2 separate regions of the Mus musculus genome follow, and region 2 is linked to region 1. A link is a loop called in an ENCODE intact Hi-C map of the cell type or tissue named here. Cell type or tissue: left cerebral cortex. All regions are shown on one strand. Links, peaks and the distances in the headings refer to the core of each region. The heading gives the core; the rest is flanking DNA. Region 1 has its middle 21 kb from the start of Gm29243. Region 2 has its middle 51 kb from the start of Gm33831.

Evidence for each region. Hi-C counts contacts between places; a loop is a spot of excess contacts. Peaks named below come from ENCODE experiments on the same cell type or tissue, not always from the same donor. Only the 100,000 strongest peaks of a DNase experiment are listed, where the experiment ranks them.
Region 2: a loop joins it to region 1, with 2.1 times the contacts of the local background. A loop is called at or near these places in 2 of 42 quality-filtered maps.

The regions. Positions count from the first base shown.
Region 1 is chr8:34,232,384-34,244,076 of GRCm38, forward strand. No RefSeq gene overlaps it. Among named protein-coding and RNA genes, the nearest start is that of Gm29243, 21 kb to the left of the region's middle. In left cerebral cortex, for the core only: no CTCF peak of the experiment used is centred there; a DNase peak (open chromatin) is centred at 7,245; H3K27ac peaks cover 883 bases.
Region 2 is chr8:34,329,418-34,341,110 of GRCm38, forward strand. No RefSeq gene overlaps it. Among named protein-coding and RNA genes, the nearest start is that of Gm33831, 51 kb to the right of the region's middle. In left cerebral cortex, for the core only: a CTCF peak has its summit at 4,880; a DNase peak (open chromatin) is centred at 5,653; H3K27ac peaks cover 340 bases.

The DNA.
Region 1 (11,693 bases), core at 5,113-9,112:
AGGGCTCACTCCCCAACTAGCTTGTAACCTAATTAACTCATTTATTCTATCCTATGCGTGCCATAGGCTGGTTACCTCTCTTCAGTTTCATGCCTCAGTCTCCATCAATGTTGGGGGCTCCTGTGCCTGAGTCTATCCCAGAATCCTCTCTCCCCACCAGAGCTCTCACCTCCTATTCCCTGCCTAAGCTAATAGGCCAATATTTTTATTGATAAGTGATGTTTCCACACAGTGTAGAGATTCTCTCTACATTGATAGGTAGCCACTGCTAGCATTTTAGAAAACGTTAATATGAGTATCCGGATATAGGTGTATAAGCAGTGGCAGGATTCAGGCCATATATTTGGGTGACAGAAAATGTAGTTAATTTTATTTTCTATAAGAGAAATTAACTCTCTTTTTAAGTGGCCCCTGGGATGTGTAACCTTGAGCATAGATATTTCTGAATTAACCCTGATTTTTTCTCTGATGCTATTGTGACGCTTTGAGAACTGGGTGGATGGGGTGATGGTGATGGACAGCCAGGTGAGGTGGGTGAAGTGTAGGCTTCTCAGGCACCTAGCATTCATATTTCCTTAATTGCCCAGCCACTGAACCATGTGACTTTAAAGACTCTGAAGTTGAGTGGTCAGTATTAGTTGCATACATTTTTAATCCCAGCACTTGGGAAGCAGAGGCAGATAGATCTCTGAGTTCAAGACCACTCTGGTCTACAGAGCAAGTCCCCTGTCTCAAAAAACCAAACCAAACCAAACCAAAAAAAAAAAAAAAAAGGACCTCTGAGATCTGGCTCCCTGGGGACCCTTGGGGTACCCCAGAAACTGCTTGATCCTTCTTGTTCCATTGTGGGTTGTATGAAGGAAATCTGCTATTTCCCAGGTCACTGGCTTGGCTGTCTCTGCTCTCTGATTCCATGTGATGTGGCATGTGCATTGAGGTCCAGGTCTTTTGGCACTCAGACTTCTGATGCATCCTAGCAGGTCCACTTTTACAACATGTATATACATGCTATGGGCGCTGTTCCTCTAGAGAACCAGGGTTAGCACTCCTCCTGACCTCCTTCTGGCAGTCTTCAAGAAGACGGCATCGTCTTCATCCAAGAGTCAGGAGCACAGCCTTCTTTTGTTTTGTTTTTCTTTTTTTAAAAAAGTTTATGAGTCAGTGTTTCTCTGTGTAGCCTTGGCTGTCCTGCCACTCACTCTGTAGACCAAGCTGGCCTCGAACTTACAGAGATCAGCCTGCCTTTGCTTCCCAAGTGCTGGGATTAAAGGTGTGCACTACCACTGCCCACACAACCTTGCTCTTAAGCCACGCCCCTGCCTGGGATTCCCTCACTCTACCTGGATATGAGATGTTGGACAGCAAGGAGGAGTCATTATGTTGCTGGCAGTCTTGGGCCTGTCAGTGTCCAAGGCCTAGGGGCTTCACAGGCAGACGAGAGGCTGTTAGCTCCCAACCTTGATTGCCAGAGACCTAATGCTGCAGGGCTTTAGAAGCCTGAAACATATGGTACTCAGGTTGGGAGCTTGTCAGTGCCTCTGATACTTGGCAGCTGTTGTAATCCTCAGCTCCTGCCAGGTTTGAGTGATGGTGGCAAGCAGTACCAGGCACTGGCTGCTAGTGTTAGAGCTGTCACAGAGCCTCAGGTAACAGCCCCACGGTGACAAGTGTGACATTCTCTATCGGGCGTGTTGAGACCCCTGAGCTCTTGAGAATGGCCTGAGGGTCTGGAATCCTTCTGGCTACGCAGATCCACTGTCTGTTGTTTTCAGGTTTTTTGTTTTGTTTTGTTTTGTTTTGTTTTGTTTTGTTTTGTTTTGTTTTGTTTTGTTTTTCCCAGCTTTCACTGTCTCTGGTCATCCATGTTTGTCCTGGCTGCTCTCTGTAACTCTTTACTACTGTTGGTGACATTGCCTTTGCTTCTGCATAGGGCTTTGCTGTCACCATCTCAGCCTGTCCTAGTGTGGTAGTGTGATGAGAATGGCCCCCACAGGCTCATGTGTTTGCATGCTTAGTCATCAGCCAGTGGCACTTGACAGGACAGGGAGGCGTGAGGAGGAAGTAGGTCACTGGAGGTGGACTATGAAGTTTCAAAAGCCCATGTCAGACCAAGTCTGTCTGTCTGTCTGTCTGTCTGTCTGTCTGTCTGTCTGCCTGTCTCTGTCTGCCTACACACTAGGATGTAGCTCTAAGCCACTGCTCCAGTATCTGCCCTGTTCCCTCTCATGATGGTACTAGACTAAATCTCTGAAACTGTAAGCAAGCTCCCAACTAAATGCCTTCTTTCACAAGAGTTGCCTCGGTCATGGTGTCTCTTCACAGCAACAGAACAGTGACTAAGACACCCAGCAATGAGTAAGATCAAAACCAGGCAAGGAAAGACCACTTGAGAGAAGCTTTCTATAGAGTGTAATGTGGCAATACGAGACAGAACAAAAGGTGTCTCCTTGTGAGCCAAATAGCCCAAGTTGGTAACAAGAAAGGGGGTTGGATACGAGTGTCTGCACCAATCACAGAAGTTCTCCAGCAAGAATGGACTGTTTGTACCATTCATAAGACTTCTGCTGGGGACCACAAGAGAAGGGCTCCTCCTGGGCTAGGTAGAATGACTACGGGGTCATCTTCAGTTCACTGGGCAGGTGATGGTAAATGCCCTGTCCAAACTGTGGAAACAATGGCTAAGATACTCTTTAAGTTTGGGTTTTAGTGCTGTAAAGAGATACCATGACCAAGGCAACTCTTACAAAGCCAAACATTTCATTGGGACTGGCTTACAGTTTCAGAGGTTCAGTCTATTATCAGGGCAGGAAGTATAGTAGCCTGCTGGAAAAGGAAATGAGAGTTTTACATCTTTGTCAGAGAGCAGCCAGGAGACTGTCACTTCTGCACTGGGCAGAACTTGAGCATAGGACCTTGAAGCCCGCGCTCAGAATGACATACTTCCTCCAACAAGGCCACACCTATTTCAAAAAGGACACACCTCCTAATAGTGTCACTCTCTGTGGGCTGAGCATTCAAACACACGAGTCTATGGGGCACCAAACCTATTCAAACCACCACAGACACTGACTTCAGGAGTCAGAGGTGTGCTTTGGCAGCAAACAGCTGTAGTTTCTGTACAGATTCCTCAAGTGTCTGTGAAGTGTCCAGAGCACTAAGGGAGCCCAGTTGGCTGCTTGGCTGCTTGTCCTTCACTCCAGACAGTCACGGAACTAGGGCAGGGTCTCACAGTTGTCAATTTAAGGAGTCAAATTCCCCAAATCTTTATTTAAAGGAAAAAAATGTCCATTAAAAAGAGGCAGTTATGCCGAGGCTAGAGTCACATCCTGACATGGTACTTGGTAGAGGCCTTTAGTATCCCTTCTAGTGCCCAGATCAGAAACATGGTGGGAAAAAAAAAAGAGGCAATTACAATAAAGATCCATCACCAATAGTGATTTAACAGTGTTTAAAAAATCTGTACTGGTTGGTTTTGTGAGATGACTTGACACAAGTTAGAGTTGTCAGAGAGGAAGGAGTCTCAGTTGAGAAAATGCCTCTATGAGATCCAGCTGTAAGGTGTTTAGTGATCAGTAGGGGAGGGCCATGCTTGGGCTGGTGGTCCTGGATTATATAAGAAGGGAGACTGAGCAAGCCAGTAAGCAGCACCCCTCGATGGCTTCTGCATCAGCTCCTGCTTCCAGGATTTTGCCTCTGTTTCACTTCCCATCCTGGCTTCCTTCAATAATGAACAGCAATATGGAAGTATAAGCCAAATAAACCCTTCTCCCCAGCTTGCTTTTTGGTTAAGGTGTTTCACCTCAGCAAAGGAAACTCTAAGATAGTGTCCTAACAATCTCCTGTCTAATTGCCCAGGGACAGGTGGACCTGTTAATAGGTCTCACTGTTAATTGTTTTACTTAGTATCTATTTAGGATCCAAGAACTAGGGGGGGTGGAGGGGGTGGGCAGGGAGGGAGGGATGAGGGAGAGAATTGGCCAAATTCAATCGGAGGACATAGCAGATGTCCTTAATACCAAGCACATGTAGGTACAACAAGCCTTTGCAAATTTCAGTGGATAATTTTATATTTGCTGGAAGAGACACACAGCTGAAAGAGGACTTAGGATATTTAAAAATAAAATCTCCTTCAAAAAAAATACTGGAGTGTTACAATGGTGACATTTCGGTTACTTCTGGCACTATTTGTAGCAAATAGAAACATGTCACTCATGGTGCAAAATACACTTTTTATTCAAAAAGTTTAAATAAAGTAGGCATGGTGTCACTCAACTGTAGTCCCAGCATTTAGGGGGCTGAGGCAGGAGGATTGAGGCTAACCTAGGTTATGTTACATTGGAATTTCAAGGCCACACTGGGTGAGACAGCTAGATTTTTGTCCGAGAATAATTACATATGTATTCATACATCTATGTAACAAATAGTTGCATTCAACAGTGTTTATTATTCATATGAACTACATATAAAAGTGTCTATTGACATATACACATGTATGTAGATGTCTATTGGATGTGTGCTCTTTAAGAGACCTGGTATTAGGGCTATTTAACATTTATCCTATCCGCTCCTACCAGTGCCCCAGTGACACTAACACTAACATCCCTTTTCTTTTTAGCCTTGCATTGCCTAAATCCTCTTCCCAGCTGCTATTAACACGAGTTAATAGCACCATTAGGCCAGTGTTAGGAGGAGACAAAGGGCACAGTATTCTTTCCTGTACACTTACATCATTGACCCATCAGGGCTGTGTGAGAATCACCTTCCTACAAGTCATGGTGAGGTAGTCTGCCTCCAGTGACAGAAAAACAAAATATCGGTAGTCGGGCCAGGGAGGACTTTCAAGAGAGCCTGGTGTATGTGCAAGACTTGGTGAAGGATCACTGAGATGGCTCAGCTGGCAAAAAAAAAAAAAAAAAAAAAAAAAAAGCTTTTGGTACAAAATCTTGAGGACCTGAGTTTGATACCTGGAAGCCACAGTAGGAGAGAGCTGACTCCTGAATGTGTCCTCTGACCTTTGCATTTATGTGTATGCCCCAGTCTCACCCCTTCCATTCTGTTAGCTACTTTCTTAATGAGCCCAGAAGGTCTTCCTAGAAGAGCAGCAGGTGGCAGAGTAAATTCAATTGCAGATGCTTATTAAATGAATGAACGAGAAGGATGGATTTCCATGAAAGGAGATGGGAGTGGAATGTGGCTCACGGAGCAGAACGTGGCTCACCAGCTCGTCTTCTCCTTGACCCTTCCTGGCTGCGGCATGATGATTGGTTACAGTAATTACTTAGAGCAGTGATCCCTGATCCACTTAGAGACTCTGCTGAATAATGGACTGAAAGAAATACAAAGAGTTCATCTTCAATTTCAGACCCCATGTAAGCTGACAAAAAGATTCCATGTCTTCAGGTTTGCACCAAGTAGACCTGCCCCACCCCTGGGGCAATTTCTAGACTGACTTTCCCTTTCAACCAATTGCCAATGGTGGGCAGCCTTACCTCCCAGCAATTTCCCAGTTCTCTGGATTTTTCATTGAGTCTCAGCACAGTTGGAGTTGGTCCTCATCCCTGTGTAGAAGTTCAGTAGAACTGAAAGCTCTGGAGTAAGTGCCTCTTTTTAATGGACATTTTTGTTGTTGTTGTTTAAATTTAGATTTGGGGAATCTGCCTCCCTAAATTGACAACTGTTAGACCCTGTTCTGGTGCCTTGACTGTCTGGAGTGAAGGACTATCAGCCATGCAGCCAACTGGGCTCCCTTCATGCCTGTTACTAGCTGCCCGGCACACTTCACAGACACCCTGAGGAAGCTGTGCAGAATTGCAGCTTGTCTTTTTGGTACAATGAGATCCATTCTACCCACATGCAGAATGTGGGCCTCTTTACCCCAATTATGCCAGCCTGGCAGGGCAGGGGTTGGGGGCATGAGACTTGAGTTATTGGGATAAAGGAATGGAATCTTGAGTTTAAAAGCACTATTTAGTGTTGCAGGGAACATTTCTATTATGTAGACCTTCAAGTGGTGATGGCCTACAGGGTCTGGCCTTCTGTTATCTATATTGGAAGGATTGTCAGCAATAGGAATTGTAAAATTGAATCAAATAATCCATGTTTACTTGTCTGTAAACAAGTATCCATCTGTACTTGTATCTTGGTTACATAGGTAATATCTGAAAAAAATTTTTTTTTCAGTTTTAAGCCTGTTTTAATCAGGAAGAGACAGGCTTGTCTTTTGTAAGGAAGACCTCATCCCAGCTTGTGCAGAACCAGGGGAAACTGTGCATCTCAAATAAAATCTAGGGGGAGGTGGACAGTGTTAGGATTACATGCAGTAGCACAGGTTGAGTTGGCTGTTGTTTTGGTTATTATTAAAAAATTGACAGCACCCTGTATACGGCAATGGCTCTGATCATTTTACGTGTGTTAGCCTAGTGACTCTGGGAGGCATGGGCCTCATTTGCTCTTCTGTCACCGTGATAAATACCATGGCCCAAAGCAACTTAGGGCAGGCAAGTATTCTCTTGGCTTACAGGATTTAGCCACCCTTGGGGAATGCTAAGGCGGAACACAGAGGCAGGAGCGGAAGCAGAGACCATGGAGGAACACTGTTTACCAGACTGCTCAGCTACTTTTCCTGAGTGTCCCAAGTTTCCCTGCTTAGGGATGCCACTGCCCATGATGGGATGGACTGGGCCTTTCAACATCAACCAAGAAAATATCTCAGAGCCGGGCAGTGGTGGCTCACACCTTTAATTCCAGCACTTGGGAGGCAGAGGCAGGGCTAGCCTGGTCTACATAGTGAGTTCCAGGGCAGCCAGGGCTATACAGAGAAACCCTTTCTTGAAACCCACCCCTCCCCCGAAAAAAATAAAAAAATAAAAAACAACAGAGATGTGATCACAGGTCAATCTGATGGTGACAATTCCCAGGTGGCTCTCCTTTGTGCCAAGCTGACAAAAAGCCACCAGCCCAGACACAGAGTACCCTTTTCCAGCCTTTAAGAACATTATGCAAGCATACAGAACTCATAAGTGACAAGGCTGGGATTTGAACCTTGAGATCTGCACATTTATGCTATTCTGTTCTGATGACTCAGGAAGATTGCCTGCATCTAAAATAGATCTGCTGTATGAATCAGAGAACCATTTTAGAAAATATCTGCTCCAAATGTGAAAAAAAAATTATAAGGGGATATTTCCTCTGTAGAAGAAGAGGGAGCTTTTATGGGAAAAATATGTGAAAAGCCCAGGAAAAGACTCCATAAAGCTAAATATAACAGCTAACAGATACTAGGGTGGAGGCAGCAAATGATGCATTCGAAGCCATGGAGGAAGAGAATTCGTGTAGAAACAACAGTTGTGAAAACGGCTGAACTGCACGGCGTCCAGGAATAGGCTATCAGAAGCGGTGTGCTGGCTGCTGTGTGACATGTTTTGGAGATCCCAGTTCTTGGAATAATAATTAATCTGCAGGGGAAAAAATAATCCAACCAGAAATGCAAAAGCATAATCCAAGAAATAAGGGAGAAAAATGTTTATTCTTCTACACATGTTTTTAGCCTAAAAAGTAGATGGATATAGCATCAAACTAACCCCTAAATACCCGTTTATAGCCACAGACCAAGGCTACCCTCAGCCTTAAACAGAAAAGCCTTTCCTTTCAGTGACTGGAGTGAAGCACAAGAACCCATGGGTGTCCTAGAGGGTCCCTAGAGGACAAAGGGCTGGGCTCTAGACAAGAGTTCCTCCCACCCTCAGGGGACACTGCTGAAAGGGGGAAAGAAGCCATTAAGAGCTGAAAGATGGGGGAGGGCTGTGAGATACCATCGTCTAAGCAACACAAGCAAGAACCAACGGTGACCACAGACTCACAGTAGCTGTGGCACTGGGTCCACGAAAGTCAGGTCCTAACAGTCAGCTGTGGAGGGAAAGGATTTGTAGGCTCTTACCATTTATTGGCAACCAACAGATTCCGAGAGAGAAGAAGGCATGGTAGCCAATTGAATAGCCATTGGTACACGTGTGTGTGTGTGTGTGTGTGTGTGTGTGTGTGTGTAGAAACTGATCAGTATGCATAGTGCACATGTATGAAGTTGTGAAGGAACACAATTTACTAACGAAAATGGTGAAATCCGGGGCTGTCCTGCTTTCTGCCAGAGACTTGACTCATTCTGTGGCCCAGCATCCCCACAGCATATAAATTCATCCTATTAGTCACGTACAGCCCTCTTGGTTATCAGGTTGACTTACCGTCATGGTAACGTATGCTTGTGTTGAAGTAACGCTTATTCATTTACTTAGCAATGGCCCCATAAGAGTTGTGATGCTGGTAATTTTACTGTAGTATATAATTATAATCACCCCATTTTTTTTTTGTTATATTGTACTGTCTCTTACTGTGCCTGATGCATACTTTAATTTCATCCCTGGCAGGTATGTATAGGAGGAAGCAGTATACACAGAGTCTGATACTATCTGCAGTTTCAACCATCCACGGGGGGGGGGGAAGGTCATGGAATGAATACCCCATGGAGAAGGGGGCAGGTAGGTGTAGTTCTTAGTTAAAATAGAAAAACAATGGCAAAATAATTAACAAGAAGGCATACAACAGAAATGGAAGGTGTATTTATAGTATAAAAGTAGCTAATTGGCTCACTATGGTTTTTTTTTTTCTGTGTTAACTCATTCATTAGATAGGAGTTTTGGAAGAGACAGAAATATATTTGAAGTCTAGATCTCTCTAGATGTGGCTGGATTTAAGGATGTCACAGGTCTCTCTGTGTATCTCTGTCTGTTTCTATCTGTTCCTCCCTCCCTCTTTCCCTTCTTCTCTCCCTCCCTCCTCCTCCTCTTCCTTTTCCTCCTCCTCCTTCTCCCCCATCTCTCTCTGCTGTTTCCTGCTTTGACTTCACTTTCAGGCAGCCTTTACTTTATGGCTCCAAGGCTGGTTCCTAGGCTCTAGCCTACACACTTGTAGCTAGCATGTCAAGTGTCAATGAAGGTGATGCCTTCTTCCCTGTGACTCTGCCCAAAGTCACAGGGGTGAATTCATTATCTTGGCTGGGGCTGTAGGCTTCTATTTAGAGAGGTGTGGGTCCACTTAAAACAAGAGTAGATGCCTCCAAATGAAGAAAGGAGCCAGTGTTTGCTCCACTAACACCACCAACATTTGTAGATGTACTATTAACATAAGCTGGGCACCCTGTTGTTATATACATCGTCTGTTTTAACCTCACAACACACTTCAGGTCTTTGTCATACCCGGGAGGAAATGAAGATGAAACAAGTGATCCCTGGTCTCACAAACAGGGAATTACTCAAGTCAAGACCGTGTCTTACTCCAGAGTCTGAGATCACTCACCACTCTTCCGTTAAACACGAAGCAAACATTCCTGTCTTTCTAGCACCAGCTAGTGTGTGCTTCTGTGTGTCTCTGTCAGTTATAGGTTTCTTTGCTGTCCTTTCCTAGTTGTAAGGCTTTTATACAAGATTGAAATATTGCTATATGCCCATGAATTGGAATTCTTTTTGTATACTTTTGATTCTAATAAACTATTTCATTAAGTTCTCTTTCACCTCTTTTAAAAATAATAATTACTGTGTATGTGTGTGTGTGTGTGTGTGTGTGTGTGTGTGCTTGTGGTTGTGAGTGTATATACCATGGTGTGCTTGCAGAGGACAGGTGGAGTGGGTCCTCCCATCTCGCCTTAGTGTGGGTTCTGGTGATCAAGCTCACATCGTCAGGCTTTTGTGGCAGGTCCCTTCATCTGCTGAGCCACCCCTCATTTTACCTCTTAATGTTTGCTTATGTTACGCCTTCCTTTTTGATAACATTATAAGACATATCATACATACGAAAGAAAGCATATAACACCACATTTAAGTAATAGTAATAAATTAAGATGCATGCATCTCCCTGCATGAAAAGAATGTTTCCAGGATGCTTGAAGCTTTTGGAAAGAATGATATGTATGTGTGTGTCTGTGTGAATGATGCATGCCATGTGTGGGTATAGGTGTCTGCAGAAGCCCGAAGAGGATGTCAGATTCTCAGGAGCTGTTACAGGCAGCTGTAAGCCACCATGGGTTCTGGGTACTGATCCTGGGTACTCTAGAAGAGCATGATGTCACCCCTCTAACCCTAAATCCTTTTTAGAGACAACCACTAATTTGACTTCAGTTCTTTCTAGTTTTACTACATATGTCATAGTAACTGTGTGAACAGAGGAAAGCCATGTAAATTCCTTGCTCCAGTTCCCTCATCAAAACTGGCTTCAAGGGAAACACTAACCAAGATATCTGTCTTGTGTTTAGCTAATTCTTTCTTCAATTCAATCTAATCTGCTATTTAACCTTTCATATCCTCTCTCCCACATCTTCCTTCTATCTTCCCTCCCTCCTTCCCTGCTCCCTTCCTTCCTCCCTCCCTTCTTTCCAGTGTTGGGAATCAAATGCAGTGTTTCATGTATATCAGGCAAAAGTCACATCTTTAGTCCCCACTTTACTGAAAAGAACTTTCTCTAAAGCATATTAAGTCCATATTTGATAATCAACATCTGCTCTGTCATTCTGATTGTTGTTTTTTGTTTTTTGTTTTGTTTGTTTTTTGTTTTTAATACTCCTGCTCATAGAATTTTGTCTCCTATTGTTGTTAGTGTCTCAGATACACTTCGTGCAGCTCATCTTAGATCCATCCTAAAGTAAACTGAAGTGTGGTTGAAACAGTCAGTTGTCTCCTAGTATTTGCTTTCTGTTCTCCAGTACGAGTAGCTGTACGGCTGCTCAGCCTGAAGATGGTAGGTTCTACTCCTTTGCTGGTAAGTGTGGCCATCAGTGATAAATGGCCAGTGGGATTTAGATTATAAACACATGGAGGTGGCTTACTGTAAATGCCTATGACATGCCAATACTTACCTGTGTCCCTTCTACCACTTCCTTCTTCCATCCTGTGGAGGGCCATGTTGCTGAGGTCATACTTTATGACAACATTGAAAGTGGCAGTAGCTTAGTCCACCCAATGTGGCCAGGTGTACAGCTAGAGTCTCTAAAATTTTATATTACAGAGAAATAAACTATCCTAGTTAATGTGTTGTTATTTTTTTCCCCAGGAAATCTGCCATTAAACCCAATTTTGACTTACTGAGACTCAGGAAGACTTATGGGAGCTACTCTACTTGGGAAGAGGCAGAGTAAGGATTTGAACCCAGTGCTTTGTGTTGGAGTAAAAAAAAAAAGACTGGATAAAATGAATTTTAACTTTTTTTGGTAATAAAACCATTATTATATCACATAAGTAAGTTTTTCTAGGCTTTTCAGGCTCCTTTAATTCTCCCTCAACTATACCTATCTTTCCTCCCATCAATTCCTTAACATTGGCTTTTTCATGCAGGCCCCTTTAAAACTGGCATTGTGTCAGTTTAAATAAGAATGCCGCCCCACCCCACCTCCATAGGCTCATGTCTTAAAGATTGGCTCCCAGTTGGTGGAACTGGTTGGGAAGGATTAAGTGGTGTCGAGCGCGCCCCCAACTCGCCAGCAAGAACGACGCTGCTACAGGATCCTTCTGCACACGTTTATTCAGTCCTATTTCTTCTTGTTTATATCTCCCTTGTTTATATCTCCCTTGTTTTTATATCTCTCCCTCGTTTATATCTCCCAATAATAACAATCCTCTCTCGAATAATAATCCTCCCTCTAACCCGGGCCT
Region 2 (11,693 bases), core at 3,112-7,111, 95 kb after region 1:
TGATTGGCACCAGAGTCTAATTTTTGAATGTCACAAACTATTATCCCTGCCATTCATTTTGCATTCAACCTGAAAAAGTCTGCTGTTTTCAGGCACACAGACACCTCTGGGTGCCTTGAGCAATTGAAGGTGACATCAACATATTCAGAAACTCAGGAGAAACACACATGAGTGACCGTCTCTGTCCAGATAGATCAGACTGTATTACAGTTCACAGAATGCACTTCATCAACAGCATTTAGAAAACATCAATGGTGTGTGTGTGTATAAGTGTATGTATGTGTGTATGTCTGTGTGTGAGAAAGATAGATAGTTGAGTTAGTTGTCATACATGAAAAAAGAGAGGTCCATTAGACTATCCTGGAATAGGATGTATAGGATCCTATAAAACTTTGAGATTGTATTCACAGATACAACACAACATTTATAAGTTCAAAGGTTACAAAAAGGCAAGTGGGAGTAAGCAGTTTCAACTTAAATAAAGGAATTCTGGGAGAATATGAAGACAACAAGGATTAGCATTACACTCAGCCAGAAGACTGCCTTTAAAAGCAACAATGTGGGCATCAGATTTGAAGACAAAGTACTTATTCCTACACAGACAAAGAAGAAAGGAAGTGTCTGCAGGCTTTGCTGGGAGGGGTGCAGGGTTGGTGAGATAGGATGGCACAGTGAGTGTTGGGAGTGGCATTGTGAGAATGGCTTCTGTTGAGAAATCTAGCTGCCTCTGAACAGGCACAGACCGGCTATGTGACCTCAGTTAAGGGTGCTTCAAGTACCTTCTCATTTCAAAGAAGCCAGAGGAGGTCCTCCCAGGCTCCTTGCAGGCAGAGCCTTGGTATAGACTGGGAGAATGGGGGATGGGATGAAAAATGGCACCAATGGGATCCCTCCATCAACTGATGACAGAGTCACCTGGAGCCCAGGAGAGCCGTGGTCCAGGAATGAAACGGTGTTGAGATGCTGCTGTCTGTAGTTGGCTGAATGACGGCCTCCAAGATGTGATGTCTGAGTCCCAATTCTTGGAACCCAGGCTCAAAGTTAAAGGAAAGAAACAGGGCTTTTGTCAAAGTGATTTAGATTAAGGATTTTGAGGCGGTGAGGTCATCCGAGATCAATTGAGTAGACCCCAACTGCCATCTCCACTGCAGATATGATGTGATCTGTCTACGCATGCTCCACCACCGTGGGATCCACCTACTCACTCTCCACTGCTGTCACGCCTTCCCTGACTTGATGGTCTGTCTCTCTTCTTACACCATGAGCCAGAATAACCCTTTCCTTCCCAGAGCTCCTCTGTATGATATTTTGCTGGGCAGTATGAGAAGTAAGGGCTGTAGAATTTCATCACTGTGAAAACGATGATCCCAAAGTCCTTGATATTCATGGGTGGGGTCTCAGACACTTGATGAGGATCATGCTCTGCTCTGTGTACACTCACATAACATCCCTGTGAGCTACAAAGTTTTGATTCGATTTAAAAAATAGTTTACCTTGAAGTTACAGAGACAGACAGACAGAGAGACAGACACACAGACAGACAGACACACAGTGAGTCCAGAGTCATGGAATTAAAAGACTTATGAGCAAAATAACCTTACTTCTCTTCTTTCTAACTCCAGTTCTACTCTCTGGACAATGCTCTCAGCTCTGCAGGTCTTAGTTTATCCTTGTCTGGTCCTGTGCTCATGGACAGAGTAGCATGGCTGGACTTTGTGGTCCAGATTGAGGGTGGATATTCCTGCTTCAAATAATTGATTATAAAATCCTCTTGCAGGAGTGCCCAGCAGCTTGGATCTTGGTGGCTCTAGATGCTGTCCAGCTGACAGCCAAGATTCAACCATCACAGGTAGCTGTATATTTTGTCTTTTAAGTTGCTGCATAGCTTTCCCAGAGTAGTTGGAACATTTTTTTTTTTCTCCTCACCAACAATGCATGAGTGTTTCAGGTTCTCTCTGTATATATTTTAAGGGACAGTGTGACATAACTGTGAACTTAACCTTTGTTGGTGTACCCTAGGCGGTGCCGCTCTGATTCTGAAAATAACAGTTGAGCTGTCTGAATCACTCAAAAGCAGCAGGATCCTGCTAGCTAGCCTGGTCTGGCCCCTCAGCAGTGGTGAGGTACTGGGGACCAGCCAAAAGGCACCCCTGGGGGTTGCAGCCAACTCACATGCTGAGAGGTCTTTGGATGGCCCAGGTCCCTCCCAGAGGTTTGCTGTCTATAAGTCAGGGCTGTGGAAGTGTTATCTTTGGTTTTGAGCAACTTTTGCCATTGTGGATGCAAGGGGCTCTTTATTTTGGGGGATGGGGGAGCCCAAGCACAGATGTTACTATTAAAAGCCCCAGTTGCATGGAGGGCTGAAAGTGGCGACAACGCAGAGAAAATGTTGTCTTCTGATTCCTAAGAACAGAGCCAGATGGAGGAGCCTAGCTGGGAATAGGAGGTGGGGGTGGGGTGGAGAGGGGGAGTGTGGCTAGGATCAAAGCCAGAAAAGAGGTGGCTTCCCAAAGAAAACCCCATGCCAGTTGCTGACGGGGGATGGGTGCCTTCCATCAGAGTTATAGAAAGCTCAGCTATGGGTCAAGCTATGGGCTTCGTGTCCAAATGTCTAGGTCCAACCCTGCTTCCCACCCTATGACCGTTAGCAGTGATGGCTGGTCTCAACTTGATTAATAGAGAAGTGCCTAAGGCATTTGTAAAGCACACCCCTGAATGTGTCTATGGGGGTGTTTCTAGAGATAGTTAGGTCTTGAGAGTTGTACCTGATGAAAGGTTTACTTTGTAGTGGATTAAAATGCCATAGACTGTTAGGAGGTGATGGAAATGTGGGAGGTACGGTCTGATTGGAGGAAATACACCACTGGGGGCTTATACTTGATGGCTATTTCCTGCCTTTCTTTCTTCCTATGATGCTATTCTGTGTCTTGTCCACCATGATGTCAGCCATTGTGACCCACCATCCTGGCCCAAATGGACTGAAATCTTTGGAACCATGAGGTGAAATAATTCTCTTTTCCTTGTTTTTTCAGGTGTTTGGTCACAGCTAGGTGAAACTAAATAATAAACCACCTGTGCAAATTAGCCAAGCTTGTTTGACTTTTTCAGGTCTCAGGGTTCTTAGCTCCAAAATAGGGTTGCTAATGGCGGGCTAAGAATTTACACTGAAGATGACTGGGGACAGTGCATGCAATGTCCTCAGAATGGTTCTCAAATTTGCCTACGAAGTAGAATTACCTGGAGATCTTTAAGGATCTCCAAAGGCTAGGGACTGAGGTTACTGACACTGGCCTAAGGGGTACAGCCTGAAATGCTCCCTAGATAACATACTGTGTTGAGTATTTTTCCCCCAACTAAAATTCATGGCCTTCACCAAACTTCAGAAAATGGCTATTATTTGGAAATATTAATAGTTTCATTGCAGGTCACAATTAGTTAAATAAAAATCTAGTGTAGCTTAAGCTAGACTAAGTTGTTATATATATATATATATATATATATATATATATACATACATACATACACACACATATTTATATATAGTTATAGTTATGAAAGGCTTAGGCATAAACAAGATGGTGTGAAGACACAAAGTGTTTCACAGCTGACAAGTTGACAGATGCCTAGGATGTCAGCTAGCAATTACCAGAAGCTGGAAAGGAGGCAGGGTTTACCCTTCCTCAGAGCCCTTCAGAAGGTTTCCTTGGCATTAGGAGTGTTTGCACACAACCTTGAGGACCTGAGTTCAGATCCCAGCACACATGTAAGAAGCCAAGTGTGACTGCTCAAGTGTCTATAAGGTCAGTGCTGGTAAGGGGCTGGGAGTGGGGCAGTTAGGAAGATCTCTGCGACTTGCTGGCTGCCAGTCTAACCCCAAAAACCATGAGCTTCAGGTTCAGGGAGAAAGCTGCTTACATGGAATAAGGCAGAGTCATAGGGAAGGATACCTGGCTTCTAGCCTGCACATATTCCAACACCACACCAGCACCCATATTTTCATAAATATATCTGTCTCTGTCTCTGATTCTCTCTTGAATCATGAATTAATGAATGTCTGTTGTTTTCAGACAGCAGACATTTGTGGTATTTTGGTATAGCAGCCATTATAAAAAAAGACCTCATGTAATTATTATAAGGTTGTGGACAAAGCTGTCAGTACAATTACTCAATAGATGTGAACTTTATTCATCATCTTGCAGTGTATTTATTGCCTTAGTCATGTGCAAGAATATCAGACTGGAACATCTTTGTTATTGTTAGTGTGTGAGAGGAGTCTTAAAGAATCTACTCCCTGGGATTAGAGAGATGGCTCAGTGGTTAAGAGCATTGGCTACTTTTCCAGAGGACCCAAGTTTGATTTTCAGCATCTATATGGTAGTTAACCTTTAATTCCAGTTTCTGGCCTTCATGGGCAATGCACACATAGGGTACAAAAACATACATGCAGTCAAAACCACCATATATATATATAAGATAAAAATAAGTAAATCTTTAAAAATAAAAGAACCTCACTCATCAAGCATGGATCAACCTCACAAACCAAAAGGGTAGTTCAGAGACATTTGTCCACGTGAGCTCTAGTGACTCTGTTACTATGACAAGTTGGGTCATGGGAACCTTCGGTTCACTGTTTCTGCTTTTGATGGTCAAACTATTCTACAAAGTCACCTTCTCTCTGATATATTGACTCATCAAGAGCCAGGGTCAAAACTTGCTTTCTTTTTCCTTCAGAGCATCAGCTTTTGGGAAACAAAGCCAGGTTGATAATTTTACTTCCTGGTGTTCTGCTCTGTCTTATCTTCTCTTTGAAGAAAAGAAGCACAAGAACCAAGAGTGGGGACTGGGGAGCAAGGAGCCGCAAGGCCTGAAGTACTACTGGTCTACCAGCAGGGGAAATCCCCATCACTTATTGATCCAGTGATAACATTCTCCCAGAACTCTTTGCCATGACAATGGACTCCAGGAGGCCTTTTCCTGTGATTCGGGGAGATGGACAGGTTCTGGGGCTGAAGTTTTGCATCACATATGTGTTAGAGTGAATCCTGTTATTTACCTCTTTATCTTCCATTTCTGGTATTCAAGGGGATTCTCAAACTTCAGCAGCCAACCGTTCTGTTTGCTTTGGACTGAAGGATTTCAGGGACCTGGGCATTTCCTTGCTAAAACTGGTAAAGTCTGAAGCAAGCTGGGTCAGTCTGTCTTTCTCTCAGAATTTTTGTTTTCCTCTGAGACTAACATTTTGGGTCTCTGTGTAAATTGGCCTTTGCCTGTTTCTAGTCTGCCACGTCTTTTCTTTGCTATTCTAAAGAGGTAGCGGCAGTCACCTATGAGCAAGACGCTCCCTCCACTTCCCAGATTGACCTGACTCTACTCTCCTGGCTGGACAGCTTTGCCTTTGGGAATGAGCATCCTGGCTCTGGAGTCCATCTTCTGGGCTGCTTCCAGGCTTACCTGTTACCACAGCTCACCATCACCAGACTGTTAGCTGTATCTTGTCTGTTGTACTGAGATCATTTTAAATTTATGTGTCTGTTTATATTCATGCCAGTGGGTGGATTGTCAATGAGCAACCCGAAACGGAAAGAAGACAGATTTCTCTATCGGTGGATTAGCTGTCAGTTGCTGGCAGAGTGAAGAGAGCTCATGAAGTGTGTGTGTGTGTGTGTGTGTGTGTGTGTGTGTGTATGTGTGTATGTGTGTGTGTGATTGGATGGGTAGGTGGTTGAGTGTAGGAAAGAGAGGAAAGGAGGAGGGATACAGTAGAGAAGACCATCTGTTCCTTGGAGCCTCTTTTAACTGTTCCCTCCCTTCTTTCCAGTAGCTACGTCCTTGGTTACCATTGTCTGGGACAGACTTTGATTTTAAGATATTTCTGACTTAGCTGTTGACCACAACAGTGATTCCGATTTTTGGTTCTTTTCTCTTTGAATTAGGTTTCCCACAGGGAGACGGAGGAACAAAAGAAACAGATTTTACTCACTTGGTTTAACTTCCTGGGTTCCATTCCTAGAGATGGTCCCTATAGCTTTAAGAAAACCAATTAGCCTTTTTCGGACCCTGATATAGTTGTCTCTTGTCAGAGTATGCCTGGGCCTAGCAAACATAGAAGTGGATGCTCACAGTCGGCTATTGGATGGATCACATGGCCCCCAATGAAGGAGCTAGAGAAAGTACCAAAGAAGCTAAAGGGATCTGCAACCCTATAGGTGGAACAACATTATGAACTAACCAGTACCCCGGAGCTCTTGACTCTAGCTGCATATGCATCAAAAGATGGCCTAGTCGGCCATCACTGGAAAGAGAGGCCCATTGGACACGCAAACTTTATATGCCCCAGTACAGGGGAACGCCAGGGCCATAAAAGGGGAGTGGGTGGGTAGGGGAGAGGGGGTGGGTGGCTATGGGGGACTTTTGGTATAGCATTGCAAATGTAAATGAGCGAAATACCTAATAAAAAATGGAAAAAAAAAAAAAAAAAAAAAAGAAAACCAATTAGCCTTTTTCATCGTCAGTTGCTTTGTAATAACAAGAACCCAGGCCACATGAACATGTTTTCAAAGTGTGGTACTGATGATGATAATCCTAGGGTATTCTCTATATTATCCTCTGCCCAAAGACCTAACGCAAAAGCAAGTGAAGGCATGTAGTTTATAGAAGAAAACCAACACTGATTACTCTGACAATCTGCCTTACTTGCTTATCTACCTCTGAAAGCCTGAACAGAGGTCAGAAGCAGATGTGGGTATCATCCTTTGCCTTGTTCTCTGGAAGCAAGTCTCTCAGCCCACCTGCAGCTGGCCTAGCAGCCAACAAACTATAAGGCACACTCCTGTTTCCACCTAAGAGCACTGAGTGTCACAGGCACATGTGCTGATACATGAAGCTTTTTTAATGTGGGTGTTGTGGATTCAAACTCGGCTTCTCATGTTTACTTAGCAGGTACTCTTCCTCGATGAGCCATCTCCGCTGCCCACAAGTACTTTATGGTTATGTCGGCACATGTGGTATTGGTGTGTGCACCATGCATGCGATCATACCGGCGAACCCATTGTGCACATATGCACATGTGGAGGCCAGAGCAAGATGTCGGCTGTCATTCCCTGTCACTCTCTACCTTATTCCCTCAAGGCAGCCTCTCTCAGTGAATTGGAAGCTCACTGTTATGGATAGCCTGGCTGACCCTCCAGCTCCCCTCATCTGGCTGCTTCTGCCCTGCAATGGTGGAGCCACAAGCATGGACAGCCACGCCCAGGAATCCTGGGATTCAATCTCTGGTCCTCACGCTGGCAGAGCAAGAACTCAACCACGCATTATTGCTTTAGCTATTAATTTCCTTTTCACGCTTTGGGATAAGGCTTATCCCAGCCCCATCAAATGAAAAGGAAAACAGCTTTGATTTAGACAAACACTGCAAATATCTCACAGAATTCTCAATACCCTGTGCCCAGCTCTCCTGTTATTGACAATTTACATTATTATTATATGCATGAACACCAACACCGTCTTCATATTTCTGTAGCTTTTCTCCAACCTCTCTGCTTTCTGTGCCAGAATCCCATCCAGAATTCTGCATCACATTTAATTCTCTTAGGTTCCCAAAGGCAGGGCCAGCTTCCCTTTTCCAACTACCTCTTTGTCTAGTGTGTTTTTGTTTAGTTGATTTCCATTATTTCTTCTTATACTGAATTCAATTCATTCTTAATTATTATTATTATTATTATTATTATTATTATTATTATTATTATTATTATTTTAGCTTTCTTTGTTTTGAGACTGGATCTTACTATGTAGCCCTGGTTGACCTGGAATTCACTATGTAGACCAGGCTGGCCTTGAACTCTCGGAGATCTGCTTGCCAGTGTGTACCAACACACCCATTTTTTTTTTGTTCTTCTTAAAATGGAAACTTATATACATAATTTTTAAATTTTATTTTTCAATATAAGCACATCAATCTCTAATTTCCCTTTAAATTCATTTTTAAAATGATTAGCAATCCGGTAGAATTTTTTTCTAATATCATGACTGATATCTCCTTTTGACCCGTAATTACTTAGGAGTGTTTTGCTTAATACACAAATAATTGGAGGTCTAGCTCTGTCTCTGTTGTTTTCTAACTTAAAGCAGTCAGTGCATAGTGTGAGTGGAATGTTTAAATGTTTCAAGGCTTGCTTTCTGATCTGGTATATGGTCTAGCTTGGTAAGTGATCTCTGTATGCCTGAGAAGAGTTGATATGATGCAGTTGTCGGACTAGCATGATACAAATGTCGGTAACATCAGAGTGGTTTGATGTAGCTGTTCTGATTCTCTGGATTCTTGTTGAGTTTTGTCTTGTGGTTCTACCAATCCACTGAGAGAGAAGACACCGTGTGTGTGGACTGGTTACTTCTCCCGTGAGTTCTGTTAATTATGTTTGTGTGTCTGAGGCTCTGTCATGGGGAACACAAACTGTCATTTAGAATAAACTTGGTTATCTCTGAGGACATTATGTGCCTTGGGTCCACTTTATCTCATCTTAGTATAGCCACAGTTTTGGGGATGGCATGTTTTTAGTTCCATCCAAGGTATGTCTCTTCTGACTAATATATAGTTGGGCCTTTTGTATTTTTCCTTATAACTGTGAACTTGTAACTCTACTCCTACCCCAAATTTCTCCATTTTAAATTCCTTATATTAATGTGGTCTGTTTTCTGAACACATTCCATTCTGTGAATGAACCAATATTCACACATTGTTATTGGCTAAAGGCTATCTTTACACTAGGAATCACTGTTGGTATTGTAGGTACTATCAAGTTTGATAAATGCCATGTAGCTACTAGTGTAGGGCCGCTGTTTTATTGCCCCCAATTCCCACATGTCACACATTATGCTCCTTTTCTGAACTCCTTGCCGTGATCCATCCTTTGTTTCCATAGTTACCTTTCTCCAGAATGCTAACTACTTGGATTAACACAGTAAGTTGACTTCTCAGACTTAGCAATATGAAGTTAAGGTTCCTTTGCATCTTTTGGTGGTCTGATCATTTTTTATTACTGAGTAATATTTCTTATTAGTGCATATGGCAAATACAGTACATCTTACCTATGGAGTCTTTAAGGACCGGTTCTATTGATGCAGGAATTAAAGGGATGCTATAATAATAGGTTCTGCAGAGGGAGATATGACATGGCACGGAGGAGGCATCTAAGAGGAACTTCTAATGTACAGGCTTACCCAAGCAGATGTGGAGGGAAAGAGGTGAGGAGAGGAGAGAAGAGGAGAGGAGAGGAGAGGAGAGGAGAGGAGAGGAGAGGAGAGGAGAGGAGAGGAGAGGAGAGGAGAGGAGAGAGAAAGGAAAGACAAAAGGAGGGGAAGGAGAGAAGATGGAGAGGGATAGGGAAAGATGAACCGAGAAGGAAGAGGGAGAGAGGGGAGAAGATGAAGAAGAGTCAGAGAGGGAGGTTAGAGGCAGAGTAGAGATCTAGGCCATATGCGAGTGCTTTTCTTGGGGGCTAAGGTGAGTACACACACAAAGTGTGAAGGAAATTCACTGGTATGTTTGAATGTCATTGTGTCACAGATGGGGAGAAGAAAAGGAATCTGTGTCAGGGGCTGACCTTATCAACCTGGTACACATGGCCACCTGGTACTTAGATTCTGTTTGGGGCACCAAGAAAAGAAGTCCTTAAAATTCACGTATTGTATGGATGTGTCATAGTGTTGATTCAGCTGTTGAAGGATATCTTGGTTGCTTCTAAGTTTTGCCAATTATGAATAAAGATGCTATAAATATTTGTGTGTGGGTTTTAGTGTCGATATAGTTTCAGCTCACTTGAGTGAATTCCAAAAAACTTGACTGCTGGGCTTCATAAGTGTGGTTTTTTTTATTAATTACTTTCTGACAATTTCATATGTGTATATAATGAATTTTAATGTTCATCTCAATTACTGTCTCCCCCCCCCATGAATCGCTTCTTCTTCCCAAGTAGTCTCGCTATTTCCATGTCGTGTGTGTGTGTGCATGTGTGTGTGTGTGCATGTGTGTGTGTGTGCATGTGTGTGTGTGCATGTGTGTGTGTGTGCATGTGTGTGTGTGTGCATGTGTGTGTGTGTGCATGTGTATATACGTGTGCACATGCCCCACTCAGTTGGATTAGGGTTGCTTTAAGAGTATGGGTATGGGGTATTTAATAAAGCATGGACAGCTTACCACTGGCTACACCACTCTCCCTTCCTTGACAACTATTAATGGTCAGTAGTTCCTCAGGAAGGGGTGGGACCTCACAAGCCCCTCCCGCTTCCATGACAGACTACCTGTGGGTCCAAAGTTATGTAACCACAGCTGCTGTGAGATCAAGGGTGCAACAAACATGTCCTGCCTGGCAGACAGCTTTCTACAGTACCCCTGTCTTCTGGCTCTTACACTCTTTTTATCTTTCTGCTACGGAGGACCACATTTTGTGAAACATTCACAGACTACTGTTCTGTATTCTCAACAGCACTCAAAGGGTTCTAAGATGCCACATGCTCGCCAGAACTTACCGCTATTTGTGCTTTGGCTTTTGGCTACTCTGTAGGTGTGTATTGTTTTATAATACGTCATGTGGGATTTCTCTTTATGGGATTATTTGCTGCCTGGATTGTGTGTGTGTGTGTGTGTGTGTGTGTGTGTGTATGCGAACTGTCCATTAAGATCTTTTGCTCATTTTTATGTTAGACTGCTGTCTTAGTTTGTTCTATTTATGTAAAGAGACACTGTGATCACAGTAACTCTTATAAAGGAAAACATTTAAGTGGCTTATAGTTTCAGAGATTTAGTCTCTCACCATTGTGGTAAGGAGCATGGTAGCATGCAGGCAGACATCATGGTGTGCTGGAGCAGTCAGGAGTCCTACATCCAGATCTGCAGGTAGCAGGAAAAGAGAGAGACACCAGGCCTGACTGAAGCTTTTGAAATCCCAAAGCCCACCCCTAGGGACACATCTATTCCAACAAGGCCACACCTCCTAATCCCTCTCAAATAGTGCCACTCCTCAGCGACCAAGCATTCAAATCTAGAAGCCCATGGAGGCTATTCCTAGTCAAACCACACAGTTGCTTATTCTCTTATTCTCATGTTTTAAGAAGTATCTGTGTATTTGATGAATCCTTAATCAAATATTTGTTTTGGAATAATTGTCTCAGAGTTTAGTTTCTCAGAGGGGTTTTCTGGGAATGGGTCTATAGAGCAAGTTTGAAGAAAGGCCAACTTAATTTTTTTAAACATAATTATATGGCACATCTAAAAATTTATTAGGAAACTCAAGGTCATCTACATCTCTTATGCTTTTGTACAGTTTTAGATATAGGTACATGGGTTGAGTGGTGGCACACACCTTTAATCCCAGCACTCAGGAGGCAGAGGCAGGCGGATTTCTGAGTTCAAGGCCAGTCTGGTCTACAAAGTGAGTTCCAGGACAGCCAGGGCTACACAGAGAAACCCTGTCTCAAAAAGAAAGAAAGAAAGAAAGAAAGAGAGAGAGAGAGAGAGAGAGAGAGAGAGAGAGAGAGAGAGAGAGAGAGAGAGAGAGAAAGAAAGAAAGAAAGAAAGAAAGGAAGAAAGAAAGAAAGAAAGAAAGAAAGAAAGAAGGAAAGAAAGAAATTGTATAAGGTCACTATCTATTTTTTGTATGTATACTAGATGTCCAGTTGATCCAGCAACATTTGTCATA